Linked DNA regions of Homo sapiens: region 2 is linked to region 1. Evidence: read pairs that join two places in POLR2A ChIA-PET (ENCODE). Cell type or tissue: Panc1. All regions are shown on one strand.

Region 1 (8,000 bases):
ACTAAAAGTACAAAATTAGCCGGGCGTGGTGGTGCATGCCTGTAATCCCAGCTTCTCGGGAGGCTGAGGCAGGAGAATTGCTTGAACCTGGGAGGCGGAGGCTGCAGTGAGCCGAGATTGCGCCATTGCACTCCAGCCTGGGCAACAAGAGCGAAACTCCGTCTCAAAAAAAAAAAAAAAAAAAAAACCTCAGCATAATCCTTTGGTGATTCATCCAGATTGTTGCATGTATCAGTAACTCATTTCTTTTTATTTATAAGTAGTATTCCATGGTACTGATATACCACAGTTTGACCATTCATCTGTTGAAGAATATCTGAGTCATTTTTAGTTACGGGCTATTATATATAAAGCTGATTTAAACATTTGTGTACAGGTTTTGTGTGTGAGCATAAGCTCCCATTTTTCTGGGACAAATTCCCTGGAGTACAATTACTGAGCCATATGGTAATTACATGTTTAGTTTTAAAGGAACTGCAAACTGTTTTCCAGAATCTCTGTAGCATCAGCAATGTAACAATGATCCAGTTTCTCTACATCCTTGCCAGCACTGGGTGATGTCACTGAAACTGCCTTTGCAAAATTATAACTGAGGAAATTATGACAGTGAAAGAAATCAGACCTAACTGACTCTATCTTACTTATAAACCTTCAGCTGTCCTTGCTCATTGCTGGGTGCAGGCCAAACTAACTTTGGGAAAGAACTCAGTTCATGTTTTGACTCTAAAACAAAATTGATAACAGCCGTTTCCGAAAAGACCCCCTTCTTGCCTGATGTCCAGTCTTTGCAGGACTAACAAATTAGCTACAAGATTAGAAATGACAATTTAGGGGTCATGCAGCCTCTGGCTCCAAGAGTCTAAACCTCCCCAAATTGCTTCTGGGAATAACATCACTATTGTAAAGCTTAAGATCAGTGCTTGAGATATTTTGCAGACCCTGCACTTGACGGATCAGCTGACACCATCCAGACTGGTAATCTGGCCCAACCCGTTCTGCCATCCTACCCAGGAACAGAAGACGTTAAGAAAAACTCACTTCAACCCCCTTTGATTCCATTTCCAACCTGACCAATCAGCACTCCCCACTTTCCAAGCCCCTACCCGCCAAATTATCTTTTAAAACTCTGATCTCCGAGATCTAATTAAACTAAAGAGCTTCTGCACAGCAAAAGAAACTACCATCAGAGTGAACAGGAAACCTACAGAATGGGAGAAAATTTTTACAATCTACCCATCTGACAAAGGGCTAATATCCAGAATCTACAAAGAACTTAAACAAATTCACAAGAAAAAATCAAACAACCCCATCAAAAAGTGGCTGAAGTATATGAACAGACACTTCTCAAAAGAAGACATTTATGCAGCCAACAGACACATGAAAAAATGCTCATCATCACTGGCCATCAGAGAAGTGCAAATCAAAACCACAATGAGATACCATCTCACACCAGTTAGAATGGTGATCACTAAAAAGTCAGGAAACAACAGGTGCTGGAGAGGATGTGGAGAAATAGGAACACTTTTACACTGTTGGTGGGACTGTAAACTAGTTCAACCATTGTGGAAGACACTGTGGCGATTCCTCAAGGATCTAGAACTAGAAATACCATTTGACCCAGCCATCCCATTACTGGGTATATACCCAAAGGATTATACATCATGCTGCTATAAAGACACATGCACACGTATGTTATTGTGGCACTATTCACAATAACAAAGACTTAGAATCAACCCAAATGTCCATCAATGATAGACTGGATTAAGAAAATGTGGCACATATACACCATGGAATACTATGCAGCCATAAAAAAGGATGAGTTCATGTCCTTTGCAGGGACATGGATAAAGCTGGAAACCATCATTCTGAGCAAACTATCGCAAGGACAGAAAACCAAACACCACATGTTCTCACTCATAGGTGGGAACTGAACAATGAGAACACGTGGACACAGGGTGGGGAACATCACACACCAGGGCCTGTCATGGGGTTGGGGGAAGGTGGAGTGTTAGCATTAGGAGATATACCTAATGTAAATGATGAGTTACTGGGTGCAGCACACCAACATGGCACATGTATACATGTGTAACAAACCTGCACGTTGTGCACATGTACCCTAGAACTTAAAGTATAATAAAAAATAAAATAAAATAAAAATAAAACTCTGATCCCCAAATGCTTGGGGAGACTGATTTGAGTAACAATAAAACTCTGGTCTCCGGCACAGCTGGCTCTGCGTGAATTACTCTTTCTCCATTGCAATTCCCCTGTCTTGATAAATTGGCTCTGTCTAGGCAGAGGGAAAAGTGAACCCATTGGACGGTTACATCATTAATTTTTTTTTTTTTTTTTTTAGCCATTGATAGATGTACTGTATGGTTTTAATTTAATTTAAATTTTAAATTCACTATGGTTTTAATTTGCATGTTCCTAACGGCTGACGATGTAGAACATCTTTTCATGTGCTTATTTGCCTTCTGTATATCTTTTCAGTGAAATGTTTCATGTCTATTATCTATTTCCTAATTGGATTGTTTACTTTGTTTACTGTTACATTGTGAGAATTTTAAGATTTCATTTTTATTCTTTGTCTGTCCTGGTTTTATTTATGATACGTCTGAGACAACATGGTATAGGTTGAAGAAAGTAAGTTTTATCGTGGGACAAACTATGAATCCCAGCTCTTCTCAGCTTCAGAACATTCACCCGTAAATTGGAGATGATAATGCTGTATTGTAGGGTGGCGATAAAAGGCAGTGTATATACAAACCACCTAACCTAGTATCTAATATATACAATGTAGATACTCAATACATGTAGCTACTATTTTATTATTTATTGATCAGATCAAACATTCTGTAGCTTATTTCTTTTTCCACTACCATTCTCTCAAGTCTTATGGTCCTGTCTTCCTTCCTTTTATACTGCCAACATTACAATAGTCAATACCTTCTAAAAGTACTTGCCGAGTTGCATACAGATCCTTCTACCTAAAGAACATCTCAAATGTGCATGTTCAGCTAATAACACTCCATTAATAATTATAAAAACATATCTAAAATACAACTCCTTAAAAACAATATTAGGGTACTGGGTTTACTACCTGGGTGATGTAATAATATGTACAACAAACTCCCATGACACATGTTTATCTATGTAACAACAAACCTTCACATGTACCCCCAAACCTAAAATAAAAATTAAAACAAATAATAAATTTTAAATTATGAGTATTGACAATACATGTGCTTATTTGGGAGTATTTCCCGAAATTTATCAGAAAACAAAGGAAGATAAAGGAAGAAGAATCCAGATCTTGTTAAACCATGTAGCTTACATGGTTTTTCATAAGCTGTAATTTTATCTTACATAGTTTCATTTAGAGGGCATTAAATGTACACTGCGTGGCTGGGCCTGTGTTGGATAATTTACGGACATTTTAAACAAAAAGAAAGCATGACTCCTCCTTCTGGGAAGTAGGACTTCATTTTCTATTTCCAGTTGGAAACTTTGAAAAGTTGAATTTTATTTCAATAGGACAGCATTTACTGAGATATTTAGGTAGGAAGCAAGATCTTAGCCAAGAACTGCTAGTTAATCTTCAGCAGCTTATACATAAAAAGATATTACTGGAAACACTTTCAGATTTGTTTATCCTCAAATAATGTGATCTATTTTCATTTTGGGAAAAAAAAATAAAGAATTCCACAGAAAGAAATGCTTGCATGACTTTCTGAGTCACACTGTGTAGATTTTTTCCAGTAAGCTACATTATGCTGGATGCTGTTCAAAAGGGAAAATGTCAAACACACTGGGGTTCAGTCTGGCCAGTGGGTGGGTTTACTCAAGCACAGAAATCAAATATAGGCGTTCAAGCCAATACCTCAGAAACGACAGAATGAATTACCAATCAGAGCTGGAATTTTAGAAGTTATTTTTCAGCTGAATCCCACAAATACAATATAAATGAACAATCCTTGTGAGCATTACAATGGCATTTATCGTTTTTTTTCTTAGAATCCTAAAGTTGAAAAAAACTAGACATTATAAAATTTAACCTTTCTTTTATACCATATCTCTGACACATCTCTGATAGATTTTCCTACTTCTGCTTGAAAACTTCTGAAAACGGAGAGCTCACTACTTTGCAGCACAGTCCCTTCCTTTGTCAGATCAATGAAAGGCAAGGAAAAGAACCTGGAATGATATAAGCCAAGATAATAACAGTGGTTACCTAAGGGTGGGCAAAAAGATGCATTTCTTGTTGTTGTTCTTTTGCTTGTATTTTCTAGCTTTTCTATAATGGGTTTCTGTTTTTATAATAAGTAAAAGATAAGTACTCTTCAAAACCATGAAGAATTCCAATATTAACACTGGTGTTGTCCCAACTTTTCACTCGAAAAATTAAGTCAGAGTAAGATTCAATGGCTAAAAATTAGATACAAAAATTACCAATGTTCCAAAAATCTATGACTGGGAAATATCTATTTCAACTGCATCAATATGTCAACCAAGGTTATGTTGATCAAATTGTTTCCAGCTAAATTGCTCTGGTCAAATAGTAAGATAGTTAATAATTCTTAGACTATGTACCCTCTGCTTCTATCAAAACATTCTAAGGATGCCAAACATTTTAGAAACAGTATCATTCCATGAACTCTAATCAAGTTATTATTGATCTACACCACCAAATTTACTGTGTTCTATAATTATCTAAATGGTGGTTTTATTATTATTATTATTATGGAACTTAACATTTAACCCTTGTTAAATTGATTATATCACCTTTGTTCTTTCCTTCTTACAAGGTGCTAAGTGGATCGCTTAAGAGGTTATGGGGGAAAAATTTGTTCCCAGATGAGAAAGATCATGTTCTGCAGAATTACTCATGCATCTTCATGACTGTTCCTGCTTCCCCGCCTCCCAGGTCCTTGGCCTTCCCTCCTTGCTCCCAGCATATTATTAGCCAGCTCCTAGTACATAATATGCTTTCAAACAAATCATATGTATTGAGCATCTACTGTGTATCTAACACTTCCACATAGGAAGCGTTATTCCTCAACAGCCCTCCTTATTTCTCAACAGCCCAGTTGATAGGTATCTACAGGTGCAGAAACAAGGGGTAATTGATTAAGTAATTTCTTGAAGTTCCACAGTTATTCATTGACGAGAGTATGATATGAACCTATATCTGAATGGTTTTATTGCTAATGCTGCCTCTGGGTATTTTTTGGCCTTGGCTTCTTGCCTTTAACCTTGCCCTGCAAAATCTCAGGTAGACTCTGTCACCTCCTCTCTGATTTCCAACACTAACCTAAACATCCTAGGTTTTTTCCTGTGCATTATCCATAACCATATTGGATGAGGTGCTTCCTGACTATTTAGAATTTGGGTATCCAACGTACAAGCGTTATTTTCAAGATCTATAAGAGTTTATATTTGCTCACCTAGATTTTCTTCTAAGGCATTGATAAGATTTGTGAAATACCAAAAAGAGAACCTTTCCAGAGTGCTATCATTTTACATTTTAGAATGTAAAAATGTTGAAGATGAAATAGATGAAATGGTAAACATAATTTGAGTATATATTAGACAACCTACAATTCACCTTCTTGTCCATGAACATATTTTAACAAATTGTCAAATACCTTGGTGACATCAAAGCCTACAACATATCCCTGATCTATCGTTTTAGAAAAATTATGAAACAGTAAATCCAATACATACTGGACTATACTGGTTCATGTACTTGAACAGTTCAAAGATAGGACTGGGTTGATGCAGATGCTAAAGTAATGTCACCCAGACCTAGTCTCTCTTCTTGGTTCAGTGCTCCTCCATTTTGACCTCCATCTTAGGGTTTACATAATACATGATATATGCTGGCAGCTCCCAGCCTACACCCTCCCAGGCCCACTACATACAAATCACTTTCATTGTTTGAGGAGTTACAAGAGGCATACAACTAAGTAAGACAGCCTTTCACCACAAAAGGCAGTATAGTCTAATAGAGAAAGCATGTGCTTTGGTGGAAAATAGATCTGGATTTGAATCTAAGACTTGTCCTTGAGCAACTTATTCAAACTTGGTGTCTTAAATTATAAAATGGAGATTCTATGTAGTTCATAGAGTTGATGTGAAATCCTAAAATTTGAATGAAATAATGTAAATTAAGTGCCTAGCATAATGCCAGGAACATTGCAGCTGCACAACCTATCAGCAAAAGTAAGTATACCAATATAATAATGCTAGTAGTGATATATGTTCTGTAATATTGATGTAAATTAATATACTAGGGTTTCAGAAGGTTCATATCTGATTGGGGTGATGGGGCTAGAAAATATTTCATGGAAGAAATGGTATTTAATGTGGGTCTTGGAAGGATGAATGAGGGCCAGGCCCGGTGGCTCATGCCTGCAATACCAGCATTTTGGGAGGCCGAGGAGGGCAGATCATGAGGTCAGGAGGTCAAGGCCAGCCTGACCAACGTGGTGAAACCCCGTCTCTACTAAAGATACAAAAATTATCCAGGTGTGGTGGTGAGCACTTGTAATCCCAGCTACTCAGAAGGCTGAGGCGGGAGAATCACTTGAACCCAGGAGGTGGAGTGCGGTGAGCTGAGATCACGCCACTGCACTCCAGCCCGGGCAACAGAGTGAGACTCTGTGTCAAAAAAAAAAAAAAAATAGCCATGAAGCTTTCATGTCTAAAGAAAAGGAGATTATTTTCTTAATTTTAATATTTCTTAGATTTAAAATGTGAAAATGTTGAAGATGAAATAGATGAAATGGTAAACTAATGAATCTCGTAATAAATCTCACACAGATTTATGAAATGTTTTCTCAGTGAATAAAAAGACAAATGAACTGTGATCAAATGATTCAAGGACAGTCATGAGATGTAGAGAACATGTTATTTTCTTTCTTAGACATACCATCATCCATAGCTCAGGCAGGATGTTCATCTCACACTTCAGCCCTTTGAGGTGTAAGCCAAGCTACAGATGCAGTGACAATAGAAATGCTATAAAATCAGGGATGCCACAGTCCAATTTGGTGCAGTAAGAACACAAAGGAACAAAGTATCAGAAAAGATGAAGCACATGTTCTCAGTATGTTTAGTTGCAAAGATAAAGTTCACAAGGAAGAAAAAAAGTTTTAAGTCTAAAAACCTTTTTTTTCTGAGTGTGTTTTGCTTTTGGGACCAAGTTGCAGGTTAATTTGGGTGGCTAAATAAATCAATAAGTTATTATTCTGATGTGGATATAGTACTTTGCCTTTAAAGAAAAGTTTCTCTCTTACATATTATCTTGTTTTATCTAGTTAAGGAGAGGAAAGGATGGAAGACAGAGGGGAGAAAAAAAGGTCAGACATATAATCAAAGCATCCTAATAAAAATTGGTTGGTATGGAGCTAAAGGGAAGCTATGGATTCCAATCAATTTGTACCTCAATGAAATGTGTGTGCTTTAAACACTGTGGTTTAAACCTTGTGGTTTGCAGACACACTGAATTTCACAGATGTGTAATCAAGGAAGTCACCATCACACAAAGTTCTTGTGAAGTAGCTTTCTGAAGTAATTCACTCAAATTCTCCTGATGGTGAATGTGGGGAACATCAACCCATTTGTTTGGGAGAGAGGGAGTTCCCTGACTCTTACTTCCAGGAAGGAGGCCATCTTTATGCACAATCTGTTGGCCCCACTTAATTTCTTCAGTTTATTTCCCCTGGCTCAGAATCCTGAAAAAAGTCTAAACGTGAAAATGCTGCACCTGAGAGGGTTTATATCTCTCAGTGCGGTAGAGGCAATGTCAAAACTATAAACTACCTGATACCTGAAATAGGCTGATAGCTTTTAAAAGTCACAATCCAAACAGAGCCCTCTGTTTACATTTCCTTATGTGAGTGAAATACCAAAGCAAACCAGATGTCTTTTGATGGGCTCTGGATTTTTACACACACACACACACACACACACACACACACACACACTACATCCTG
Region 2 (8,000 bases), 300 kb after region 1:
GGTTAAATTTAAAAATACAGTTAAATTCAGGCTAACTTCTGAAAATCCCGTTTTATTCACCTCACTGTGGTACCAGTAACTATACTGAGTCAGGTTACTTTACAGTTAACTATGTCACCTAAAACACAATAATCCATTAACACTCTAATAACAGTTATTGGGTGTGGTCATACTGGAAATTCTTAACCATATAGTTGTCTTGCCAATTTTTTTTTTAAACAATAAATTGTCTTAGTATAAGTCACTGCATTTCTGTAACAAAGTAATGAAAGGCACAGCTAATCCAAGCGGACTTAACCCTATTCAACAACCAGCTGAAAAAATACTTTGGTTCTTCAAGGAAAAAATTACAAAAAAAAAAAAAAGGTATTTCCTTTAACAGTTGTTAATTTTCATAGCTGTACTCCAAGAGCTACATAAAAATATTCCAGAAGAACCAAATTATGTAGCAATGAATGAACATGCGTGACAGAATTTGTGCATTCAACATAGCTGGCAGAAAAACTAGTTAAAATGCTAGGTAGAACAAATTGGTCTTTAAAATATCAGTTTCCTGTCCTTTAAAAAAAAATTACCTAGTCTACCAAGAAAATACAAAAACATAAGGCTGTAAGTAAATAAGAGTTGTGTTTAGGCTATTACAGTGCAGGTTATCCTCAAGGCCACATACATCCTGCTTCACTGCTGCTTGCACTCTGCTGGGTTTTGATCCTTCTGTTAAAGGAAAACAACAAGTCAATCTATCTTCTTCTACCTGCTTCAGTGAATTTCTCAATAGTAATTACTGCCTTAATTATAACAGTAGCTCACTGTTGTCAAAAGAAATGGTATAGGACAATGGTGGTAAATTATTTATTTTATTAGCAAGTCACTGAAATGCTAAAATCAAGCTCAAACTTTACACTGTAGAATTAACTCCATAAAATGTGACACACGCTAAACCATAATCTTAAAAAAATAAAGTTACCAAGCAATTTATGTTAGTTATATTACCAATCAGCTTTGTTTTTGCTAATCCTAATATAACAAATTCTCAGGAATAATAGACTAGGACTCTCAGGGACTGAGTAAGAGTAGTTGGAAGGATCTAACAAACTGCACTGCTCCCCAGTTCCCGAACACTCCTACAACCAGATCTTTTAAAAACCTTTATTTTCTAATGCTTAAAAACTGTTACAAATCGTCCCATTAAAATAGAATCCTAGGGTTCACTGTACCTGAAACTATAAAAAGCACGAAGTCCAAACAAAAAACAATGTTTTTTAGAAAAACGTCCACTGAAATTATGTGTACTGTTCACAATGCCAGTGGGACTGAAAAAACAAAGTTATCCAGTCAATAGGCTTTATTTATTAAAGACTTTAACGGAGAGAAACTTGATATTCAAAAACACCAACTCTTACTTTAGCTATCTTAAATTTAATAGAAAGCAGCACTAATTTTGCTCACCTTTGGGTCATAGTCTGGATCATTTTCCTCATCTCCTTCTTCTTCCCCTTCCTATATTAAAGTTCAAAATGCATCCATGAAGTATGTACATAGTAGGTAAACTGGCTCATAATGTAGGGAAAATTTAATACAAGTTACTCTACGGATCAACAGATTTTCATGATTACAGACTTTGATGATAATACAATTTAATTTGAAAGCTTCTAATATGAAAAATTTCCCAACACAACTTGAGACATCCAGACAGCTTTTATTGAAAATAGTTACTGCAGCCAACGTTGGAAAAGTTTACTGCAGCTTTTGACTTCTTCAAAGAGCTGATAACCCTGCAGCAGAACAAAATTATTTGAAATAAAAAAATGTTGCTGAGTTTTGCAATTTATTTATTGAAACCTTATACATACATTGTTTGGCTGTAGAATTCTAAAATCATGTTTTCCAAAATGTTTTTATCCCAAATCACAGAATGATTATAGCAAAGGAATACATAAGTCATTCAATTTGCTTCTCAATGTGTTAACCACAGAGAATTATTTGCTCATTTGGTAAACATTACCTCATCCGCTTCTTCACCTTCTTCATCATACTGAAAAGGAAAAACAGCGTTAAGTGTTGAGTGAATGTAACACACATTTCAGAGTAGCATCAGTAACATTTATCACTGTATAAACTAGTGTCTAAAAAGAGAAAACCTACTTTCCTATCAAGGGGCTGATTATAAATTAAAACACATAGTAGCTGCAAGAATCACTCTGCTCACTGCCAATTTATAAAATTAAAGAACAGAGTACAATCATGTGGATAAAGTGGATGATCAGACAAGTATTACTGTAAATATTACTCACCTACACTTAAGTGTGGAATGCACTGTACGAAAAGGACCTAAAGCCTACTCTAACAATTGCCGTTGAGCAATAAACATATTCAAAACATCTATATGCAACCTAATCTTAACCTAACCATCATTCAATACTACCTTGAATAGAAATTCTATGCCTCCCAGTAAATGTTTTCTTGTGCACTAAAGAAAGTCCTAGCTCTGTGAAGTCAAGGCAAGGGCATAATAGATCTATAGCACTAACCAAACATAAAAAAGTTTCATAAACTCAGAACAATCTTATTAGCAGAAAATTAAAAGCTAAGATAAATGAATCCAAAAATCCTAAGGAGACATACTTAAAACCCAGAAAAGCTATATACAGAACATCAGTAATTAGCCTAATTTTGAATTATATTATGTCCTGCTTCTTAAAAACTAAACTAATCTATTACCAATTCTGACCACTATACCCTCAACCAATTATTTCTTTGCAGGATTCAAATTCGCTTACATCATCATCATCATCTTCAATAGCTTCTCCAGTAAAATATAACACTGATCTTGGGATTATACGCTCACGTAAAAAGTGACCAATTTCGAAGTCTGCAGCAAGGATAGCTTCAGCATCATCATCCTATTTTTAAAGGAAAACAAAAGCAGAAAATTTAGGAATAACTGTGTTACTTAATTTGGCACATGTAAGACTCTTAGAGGCTGGGTGTGATGGCTCACAACTGTAGTCCCAACACTTCAGGAGGCCAAAGTAGGAGGATCACTTGAGCCCAGAAGTTCAAGAGCAACCTAAGCAACATAGTGAGACGCCCCCTGCGTTTGTACAAAAAATAAACAATTAACTGGGCAGGGTGGCACACGCCTGTAGTCTCAGCTACTTGAGAGGCTGAGGTGGGAAGATTGCTGGAGCCCAGCAGCTTGAGGCTGAAATGAGCTGTGATCACACCAGTGTACTCTAGCCTGGGCAACCGAAAAAAAAAAAAAAAAAAGACAGACTCTTCAGTTTAAATTATATGATGAAGGGAAGAAATGCTCAACTTTACTTTTTACTTTCCATGATTTTTCTCACACCATGTTAACAAATGATTTGTCATTTTTAAATTTCCTTAATAACTTTTCCAAGTTTTTAACAAAAAGAAAATAAGCTAGCAGGCCAGTATGCATACTAAGATAAATTGTGAAGAATAAAAATTAGAACTGCTTAGTTTTTGCTGGTTTAAACATAAATACATAAAAGCAACTGTTACATGTCCGCAATTTTCCTTTTAAAATATTATTGAAAACACCAAATAGAAAAATAAAAAAAAAAACCCTTGGGTTATTGTTAATATATAGTTATTGTTAATATTGTTAAGTACATAGCAAATAGAAGGACATAATAAACAACCACAGAGGATCACTTTATAGTTCCTAAAAGACAGTACCCAAACAGCTGTACAGTTTTAAGTCTACTAATCCCAAATGAGACAGTCCTAGTTCAGAAAGACAATATACTAACTAAATCAGGTGCCCCTAGCACTTTTCTTTTTTAGAGACAGGGTCTCGCTATGTTGCCCAGGCTGGCCTCAAGTGATCCTTCCACCTCCGCCACCAGAGCAGCTGGGACTACAGGTGCCTGAAGCTGTACCTGGCTTAGGATTTCTATTTAATAGAAAAGCACAGGGCAAAAGTGGGTCTGACATTATTCACAATTAAAATAATCCCACTTTGGCCTGGCTCATGCCTGTAATCCCAGGACTTTGGGAGGCCAAGGCAGGCAGATTACCTGAGGTCAGGAGTTCAAGACCAGCCTGGCCAACATGGTGAAACCCCGTCTCTACTAAAAATACAAAAATTAGCGAGTTCAATGGCACGTGCCTGTAATCCCAGCTACTCGGGAGGCTGAGGCAGGAGAATTGCTTGAACCCGGGAGGCAGAGGTTGTGGTGAGTGGAGATCGCACCACTGCACTCCAGCCTGGATGACAGAGCAATACTTCATCTCAAAAAAAAAATAATAATAATAAAATAAAATAATCCCACTTCTATGATACTAAACAATGATACAAGTTCTATGATACTAAACAATGAGCACACCCTCTGTGAATTCCATGAATGTTTGAGTCAACAACATAATCTAATAAATAGAAAAATCCAAAAGGGGGTGGGGAGGAATTCAAACCACAGGTGGAGGTTTTCTATCCTTAACTAGACTGTTTTGTCATCATCAATATTTAGTAACAAACAAACAAACAAACAAAAAAAAACCCCAAACTTGAACACAAACTCCAACCCATCCACTGATATGAAAATAGTGTGATGCTCTATCTTAATACTTAAAGTAGTTTTTCTCACCTGAAATTCACACTGCTTTATGTTCTCTTTTTTTGTCCTATAAGCCAAGCCAGAAATACTTACTTTTGCCTTTTACAAATTTGTTCTAAGTCTTAGCCAAGAGTATTCCAATTCAAAAGTATTCAGTTTAGGTTAATTTCTAATTCCATATATGTACAAACTATTTAAACTATCTCAGTTAATTTAAATTCAAAAACATGCCCAAAAGAAAACCAAATTCAAAACATACCTGCCCTACCTTGTGTGTATAGACTTTCTTTAAGGTTGTTCCTCAGTTCAGTCTATATGGCAGGAACATTTCATGTTCTTTGCCATATGCCATATATGTGAACATACTTAGTCACAATATGAAACCATATTTACATTGGAGTAACAAATTCAGGAATGAATTTGAACCATAATGTAGTTAGGAATGTAACAGTATAAGTGACTTAATATATTCTGGTTTTACTAAGGAAGACAACAGTTTTGAAAAGTTAAATCCCTCACAGCAATATGTGAAGTTTCAAAAGAAAAGAAAACCTTAAGCTTTTTATCTCAGTGTTTCTCAGCAGAAGCACTGATATAATTTTGAATGGAATTATTTTTCATATCCAAAAAGTCTGCCCCATGCATTGTAGGCCTCAGAACTCAATGTAACAACCATCCCACTCTCCATTTTTGAAATTCAGTGCTTTAATTTCAAATATACTTAACAATTCAATAAATATATAACAATTCAACTTACCAGATCTCCACTCTCAGGAACTGCAAAATTGAGAAAAGAAATTACAATGAATAAGAAGCTAAGCAATGCTTTTTATAAAACAACCGTTAATACTCAAGCTAAAACATTATTTACCTTCAGGAGGGGCAAAAAAGTTAAAGAAAGAGTCATTGGAAACTGTTTTAGTCACAGTACGAACTGTCCCACGTCCCTTGTGTTTCTGCTTCTTCTTAATAGTTTTCAAAGTGACATTCTTTCCTTTTTTCCAATCTATCTGGCACCTTGCAAAACAAAGAAGAAAAATCTATTACAATTGACAATCTTTCAACTGCTAAACTTTTAGAAGTAAATGTTCTATTTAGATTTCAAATTTTAGAAGGGTGAATTGCTTCAAATGTTTTCTATAGCAGTATAAAGGGAAAAATTTTATTTCTAAGCAAATATTTAAAATAAACACATTTACAATTAGCACAAACACATAGTATAATTTAAAGAAGCATTCCTCTGCAAAAATATATGTGAGACAGTCATGGGTCCAAGGAGAATTACAGGAAACTTGATAAGCACTTTTCAGAAAACATATTACCAAAATGTTCAGAGACAGACTATGTACATATGTAACTGAAAATAACCGAGTATACAAATCAAGTATAACAAAAACAGAAAAAACATTTTGTTAAGGTAGTAAAATTAAACTCACCCTGTACAACCCATAATTTCTGGTCCATCAAAAGAAAAGGGATCAGAATCATCTGGTTCTGACCTCATCCTGTATGTCTTTGTCAGCACTTCATTTGTAAAATATTCATTGGGTTCAAAGTGAAATTCTAAGACAAAACTCTGGGGAGAGGAAGCATAAAAATCAGTTAAATACCTACCTCACATATTTCAGTACTTTAGTAAACACAGCTTCATCTGTTTTTATAAATATTCTAAATGATAATTTTTTTTTCTACTCTGAAATACAATCTTCTTTTTGAGACTGAGTCTTGCATTGTTGCCCAGGCCGGAGTGCAGGGGCACAATTTCAGCTCACTGCAACCTTTGCCTCCCAGATTCAAGTGATTCTGGTGCGCCAGCCTGCCAATTATCTGGGATTATAGGTGTGTGCCACCACACCCAGTTAATTTTTGTATTTTTAGTACAGACAGTGTTTCACCACGTTGGACAGGCTGGTATTGACCTCCGGACCTCAAGTGATCCACCCACCTCGGCCTCCCAAAGTGCTGGGATTACAGGTGTGAGCCACTGCACCCAGCCATGAAATATTTAAGAATGGGACAGACTGTCAGATGAGCCCCAAATTATGTTAAAATCAAAAAAATTACGTTAAAATAATAATGAGGTACAAATTGAACTGAATAGAACTTAGTTTCAATTTACATCTATTAAATAATTAACATGTTTACACAACAGGCTAGGCATTCCTGAATAAAGTGACCATGTTGCCTCCCTTACTCCCCAACTACTGGAGGAATCAGGCTTTTAAATAGTAGACTAAACGTGAACTTGACACAGAAAAAGCCCAACCTTAAGCATCTACAGCCTATATTCTTAGCAGTTTTGCCCTTAGTTGACATTAATTCTGGTGGTTTGGTGGACAGCTTGTTGGCTGATCTTTCCTCATTAGGGAGTGGGCATCCTCTAACATCAGTTTTGTGTAATTCCCAAGCTCATGCCTTTTAATGCAGAAAAAGTACTTATTCATGTTCCCTTGGCATTATTTTTATCCACTTATCCAGGAACAAGGATTGTCTGTGTTTCAAACACAATTTATGATCAGAAGGAGGAAAAGGAATAAATACTGCCTCACAATTAGCAGCATCCAAATATTTATTCACTATAACAAAGAGCACCAACCTTACCCTTGAATGTTATCTTTTTAAAAGCTTCTATTTATCTACCTGTAAGCATGTTACAAAATTATAAATATTTCAAAGTTCTTTTACCATAGGCTGGCCAGCATCTGAGAACTTCACTTTAATATCTTTCAAGTGCTTCAGAATAGGTTCATCGTGTTCCTTCAAATTAAAAAAATAATAAAAATGAATAACATGGCATTCGAGGACTGTGTTCTGTTACTACACAAACACCAGCTGACTGAGACATAATATATTTCAAAGTAGTTTTGTATAGCAATTATGAACCTTAAGACTTACTCTCCAGGTTATGGCTTATACTAAAGCTAATTTATACTGTAGTTCTACTGCCACTGGTAGAGAAAAAGTGTCCAAATAGACAACTGAATTATTATATAGGTTGAAAAATCCAAAATCAAGTCTAAATAAGGCATATCTACTTTTAAAATGTTTCCTGATTGTAATTGCTGCCTTTTCCAGCTGCTTGTCCCCTTCCTCCTGGTCGTTCCTTTTCCACTTTGCTAAAGTAGAATTGTAATAAGCAGTAATTGTGTGAAGATCATTTCTTTTTCTCCATGTAACTTCCAACAATGACAAGACAGGGCAACATGTACTACTACAATGTAGACGGTAGGGGCTCACTCAAGAAATGCTTGAGGCAGTTTCCCAAAGGTGACAACAGTTATGGTTTGCCAGAGAATGTAACCATTGTGAATGAGTTTAACATCTTTATGGTATTCTTTTAAAATGCAAATTTCTCCTGGAAGAGTTAAGGGAATTGCATAATTGCAGCTATAAGATTAACTTTCCCATCATACTTCC

The links. ChIA-PET counts read pairs that join two places held together with the same protein. Peaks named below come from ENCODE experiments on the same cell type or tissue, not always from the same donor. Only the 100,000 strongest peaks of a DNase experiment are listed, where the experiment ranks them.
Region 2: POLR2A ChIA-PET joins it to region 1 with 7 read pairs; 3 of 35 experiments call an interaction of 5 or more read pairs at or near these places.

The regions. Positions count from the first base shown.
Region 1 is chr12:75,747,385-75,755,384 of GRCh38, forward strand. The region is part of intron 1 of LOC105369844 (a long non-coding RNA gene); the gene reads right to left. Among named protein-coding and RNA genes, the nearest start is that of KRR1, 240 kb to the left of the region's middle. In Panc1, no CTCF peak of the experiment used is centred here; no DNase peak of the experiment used is centred here; H3K27ac peaks cover 6,612 bases.
Region 2 is chr12:76,047,751-76,055,750 of GRCh38, forward strand. It overlaps NAP1L1 (nucleosome assembly protein 1 like 1), which reads right to left. Exons shown (of 15, transcript NM_004537.7): 8 at 7,269-7,340; 9 at 6,020-6,159; 10 at 5,455-5,600; 11 at 5,341-5,360; 12 at 2,781-2,903; 13 at 2,006-2,035; 14 at 1,450-1,500; 15 at 1-714. The coding sequence ends at 679. Among named protein-coding and RNA genes, the nearest start is that of PHLDA1-DT, 20 kb to the left of the region's middle. RefSeq lists enhancers at 5,960-6,460, 7,590-8,000. In Panc1, a CTCF peak has its summit at 7,793; no DNase peak of the experiment used is centred here; H3K27ac peaks cover 1,140 bases.